Linked DNA regions of Mus musculus: region 2 is linked to region 1. The links are chromatin loops, found by intact Hi-C in ENCODE. Cell type or tissue: gastrocnemius. All regions are shown on one strand.

What was found. A loop is a pair of places that touch in the nucleus more often than their neighbours do. Peaks named below come from ENCODE experiments on the same cell type or tissue, not always from the same donor. Only the 100,000 strongest peaks of a DNase experiment are listed, where the experiment ranks them.
Region 2: a loop joins it to region 1, with 7 times the contacts of the local background. A loop is called at or near these places in 18 of 42 quality-filtered maps.

Annotation. Positions count from the first base shown.
Region 1 is chr7:118,765,187-118,767,686 of GRCm38, forward strand. Vps35l (VPS35 endosomal protein sorting factor like) reads left to right here. Exons shown (of 31, transcript NM_027815.4): 9 at 1,179-1,238. Among named protein-coding and RNA genes, the nearest start is that of Vps35l, 26 kb to the left of the region's middle. In gastrocnemius, a CTCF peak has its summit at 1,056 (motif pointing right); DNase peaks (open chromatin) are centred at 1,159 and 1,845; H3K27ac peaks cover 343 bases.
Region 2 is chr7:119,514,189-119,516,688 of GRCm38, forward strand. Pdilt (protein disulfide isomerase-like, testis expressed) reads right to left here. Exons shown (of 12, transcript NM_027943.1): 3 at 686-892. Among named protein-coding and RNA genes, the nearest start is that of Pdilt, 8.0 kb to the right of the region's middle. In gastrocnemius, a CTCF peak has its summit at 1,449 (motif pointing left); a DNase peak (open chromatin) is centred at 1,459.

The sequences.
Region 1 (2,500 bases):
CCAGAAATGACATAGTTAGCAGCTGCTTACAGTGCGAGGTGTATTTCCTGAAGACTGTTTCTAGAGAGGTGGCAGGCTTTTGTATAGGAAGTAAAGGAGTTTGTAAGAGTCCCTCCCTCGGTGTGCTGTTCCTCAGCGTGCTCAGGGACAAGCAGTGCCTCTGTCCATTGTGTCCCTGTGGCAGAGAGGAAATGTCTCCCTCTCTCTCTTCACCCTTGTGATCCTGGGTTAGAAAAACATAGGAAGGAAAAGAGGCAGTGGGCCTGGGCACTGGCATTGGAGCACATTCCGTGAGGCTTCCAGAGTCTGCAGGGTGTGTGTGTGTGTGTGTGTGTGTGTGTATAGGGTGAGGTTCTAAGCTGGGCTTCTCAGTTTGGCTGTACACTGACATCTCTGACATATCTTGGCTGCACCCAGACCACTTCTGCGGGAGCCCCTGGGATAGACAGAGACATCACACTAGATGGTGATCTTTGGGGCTCCAGGGGCTCCAGGGCTCTGCCGCATGCTGGCCTGAGAAGTATTGGTCTAGCAGACACTGGCCACCATTTCTAGATACTCGGATAATTAGTGTCTTCCACACCTGAGCACGCACAAGGATTTGCAGCAATGTGGTCCAAAGTTCACATTCTAGTCACATTCCCCAAATCTTTGACTTTCAAAGCTCCAAGACGGGCCCAGGCCTGTGCGTTCCCAGCTACCACCCTGCCAGAGGCGATCAGCACCTGAGTGAGAAGAGAAAAAGAACCTGGAACTCAGGCCAGAGCAGCGAGGTGTCCCCACACTTCACAGAAAGTGCCCTACACTGGATTCAGCTCCAGCCATGCCCAGCTTAGGCCAGCAGATGTAAATAAGTGGCCGGTGGTCAGAAGTCAAGTCAGTGAGATCAGAGAATGAATATCTGACCCGAATCTTGAGGGCTACAACATTCTGTAATTATTTTTAACCTAACTACCTAGGTAAACCCCGTGAATTCGTGTGAAAATCAGCTTCCTCTTTGCAGGAAAAAAAAAAAACAAACAAACCAAGGCTAAAAGTGTGTGCCACTAGGTGGCAGCATACACTCACGAGTGAATGCCTGCTGCCAGGTGCCATTTTCCTGCTTCTAATTAGTAACATTTATTTAGTGTTTGCTCCTGTGGTGTGTGACGTCAACACCATATGTCTTCTTGTCCTAGGAAAGCTGGTCTATGAGCGCATCTCCTCGATGTGTGTGGACAGCCGCAGTGCCTTGCCAGGTAATGTCATGCTTCCTGGGCTTGCTGGCACCAGCCTGCTCAGAACCGCCGTTAGACGGTTTTAATCAAGTCGGGATTTATTGAAAATGGATAAGGTTTTTAATTCAATGTGTTGAAAGAAACGTGTTTGAAGTCTGGTTGTCTCTGTCGTCCGGAGCCATCAGAAGGTTTGCAAGCAGGCAAGTCATTAGAATGCAGGAAAAGGGGAGAGGGTGGAGTGAGACCTGGCTACAGGTCAACTTCTCTGCTGCTGCTCAGAGCCACGCTCCTGTTTCATATGGGCCTTTCTCTCCAAGAAGCAAATTGCTTAAGTAAAAACTGCGTATGTATGAAGGGATGTCCGATAAATCAATAGTAGCAGATGCCCCAGCTCCTCAGCCTATACATAAATGATGTTGGCGTTAAATTCATTGCCAATCAATTTTAAATTCCCAGGAGGTTCTAATGGGACAGGTGGATGATGGACTTGTGTTGTCACAGGAGCAATTGTGACGATGTGTTCAGATGCAGCATCTTCAGCTACGGCTTCCTTTCCTTTGCCCTGTTCAGCTCACACAAGCTGCAGCGGCTGCCTGGGCTGTCATTTCGTCCCTCATCCTGGTCCTGGCAGCGGTTCTTGCCCAGGGACAAGGAGACAGTGATAGTGGCAGTGACCCATAGTTTAACCTTTTCCCTTCCTTCTTCCCTGCCCCACTCCCTTCTCTCTCCCCCCTCCTCCTCTTTCCCTTCCCTGGCCCTCCTTGTCCATCCACCCAGATATCATCCATCTACCCTCTCAGCCATCCTCTATCTATCTCTCCCCCACATCTGTTTACCTGCCCTCCTGACCCCCCTGCTCCACCCCCATCTGTCTTCGCACTGACCATCCATCTACTCACCTGCCCATTTATCCACCCATCTCCTTAAAACTTTGATACAAACATCTCTCAGAAGGAAACAGCTGTACACAGCTTTAGGTCTATATGAGCCCTTTAGCCCTTGGAGCTACCTGGTCTCGCCATAGAAGGGTAGGCCCAGTGCAGAAGGGTCACAGCTGTGCCTGCACTGTCTGGTCCAGTGGCCACCAGCCCCGTGTTGCTCTTGAGTACTTGAGATGTGGCTGGCAAACTGAAATGAGTTCGGAGTATAAAAAGAAAAGACACTAGGTAGCTCGGTGTGGAGGAACATGCCTGGAATTCAGCCTATACCAGCACCCAGGAGACGGAGACAGAAGGATTGTGAGTGCAAAGTTAGTTTGGGCTCCGTCGTGAAATCCTGTCTGT
Region 2 (2,500 bases), 750 kb after region 1:
TTCAAATGAGGCCTCTCACTAGCCTAGAAATTACCAAATGGGCTAGCCTCGATGGCTTGCTAGCCCCATTACCTGCCCATTTCCACTTCCCCAGCTCTGGGATTACAAGGTGTCACCAATCCTGCATTTTTTCCACGGGAATCCTGGGGATCAAACCTGGGTCCCTGCCAAACACTTTACTATCAAAGCTATGTCTCTAGCCCCTGGCAACCTCCTCTTTGGGCCAGCAGTGTTTCCCTGGCGAAACCCTCTACAGCAGAAAGTAGAATTGGAAAGGAGCTCTGGTTTGCAGTCTAAAACTCATGTTCCCCTCCCTGGCTGAGAACCTGTGGCAGGAGCGGCTGAATGCTCACCCAGTCCCAGTTTCCTTCTAGACAGAGCTGAACCAGATTTCTAGGCTCTCTTGCACTTGACTGGGAGCATGGATCAGAATTCCAGCCAACGGGTTGCAAATGGGAGTGATTTCACCACTCTCAAGCCACGCTCACAACCTATGGTGAGTTCCTGCATTTGAATACCAAGGAAAAGGGAGATGGCTCCAGGACTCAAATTGAGATGGAGCAACAAATGGAAAGAACCTAGGTCATGAAAGGCATGTGGACCAGAGTCTCCCACATCCAGCCTTGAACTGCCTGCCAATGGCTTCCCATGGACATGGGATCACTTGAACCCCAGTCACCATTACCTTTGCAGCTGATGGGCTTTAACCTGTTGCCCTCAAAGAACAGCTTCAATTCCGGGGCATGGGTGATGTCAAACTCCTGCTGAAGTTCCGTCTCCTTGGTGATGTCCACTTTGCCAAAGCCCAAGCCATTCTTGCCCTTCCCGAAGATCTCTGCGGCTTTGCCCAGCTCCTTGGCCAGCTTCCTGGACTGTTTTAAGGATGGGTTGTCTGGAAGAAGCAATATAAAGATAGACTAGGCTTCTCTCTCCCCTTCCCTTTCTCGTCCTGTTTGTCCTGAGAGCCCCTGGATTTCCCAGTGTTCACAGCTAAGGAGTAGGTTTTACAAATGTGACAGGTGGAGTGACAAATACATCATAAAATGGGTTGATTTGGGATATTATCAGAATCAAGTGAAATTAATTTAACAGTCAGGGTGCTTAGTATTTTATAAGGGTTTTTACAGGTACTAAGGCTATTACCCCCTTCAATAATCTTATAAGGTAGATGCTATCATTATTATTATTAATTATTATTATTATTATCATCCCATTTTATATGAAGGTACATCAAAACCATTCTTGTCTAAGGCTCTGGTACAGGACACACTCAAGCTGGCTGCAGCACTCCTGTATTTTTAAACTTTGACTAGGTATGTAAAAACACTTAGAGTAATTCCTATCACATAGTAAAGACATAATGCATTTTAATTACTGCTGTTATTAAAATGGTGTAAATTTTTCTTTGATCAGAAATTAAGGGCTAGTGATATAGCTCATTTGCGCCATCTGGTGGAATGCCTTGGAACTAAGCAATTATTGTGCCTCTGGAAACTCAAGTGAGGTATGTGTGAGGAGCAGGGTACACTGGATGCTCCCTCCCCTCTCTGATCCCACCACCTTGCTAATGGGGTAGCCAAAGGGACCTGGTACTCTGTTAAAGTATCTGATATTCTGGGATCCTTGGCTGTTCACACAGTTGGGCAGCGAGGTGAGGTAGGGGCTCTTTACTAAAACCAGCCTCAGAGAACTGACCTTGGTCATGGCATGGGCTGTCCTCGTTGGAGTGGAAGGAGACGAAATGGAAAACCACCTGATGACATGGCTAGACTGCAGGTCCCTACTGCCACATAGCAGAGGTGTGTGCTGAGTCAGGGCTGGGGGAAACAGCTTCCTTTTCAAGCCAGAACATTCTATTTTTTCCATCTGGCACACTTTGAGAGAGCGCAGGTCACCTCCCAACTGTGGTCAAGGTCACTCTGACAGATATGTTTCATAAAGCAAAGCCTGGGACAGCCGGCACTGGCCCGGTTGCCAGTCACTGGCTCAGCGCTGGATCCTGAGTGTGAGTGGTCAGTGATCATTCTCATTAAACACATCCACACACGTGGATGGGGGGCAGAGACTTTGTGCCTCCCACGTGGATCGAGGTTTCTATCTGCTTCATCACCGTTGCTACCCTCATCACACCCATCTAGTGCCCGCAGCAAGCTCTGGCCTCTTTGCCGGTGGCTCTAATCAATGGCCTCTCCCAGTTTCCCCGTGGACTTTGTCATGCTGGGCTCATGCTTTTGAGTTTATGATCAGGCAGGGGAAGTCTTGGGATGATTGCCAAATGGTGGAGCATGTAGAGATACCTCACACGGCTCAGTGGGGTGTCTGAAGTGGAGGTAAGGGAGTCCGTGCTTCCATGGGCATAGGCCTCTCAGACTTCTGTTCCACCCACCCTTTCTTTTCTCCATATACTCTTAGCCACAGGATATACCGCAGGCTTCTGAAGATTTTGTCTCTCCTCTCCTGCCTATGAGTTCCGGGAAGGCAATGTAGCTACGGGGATGGC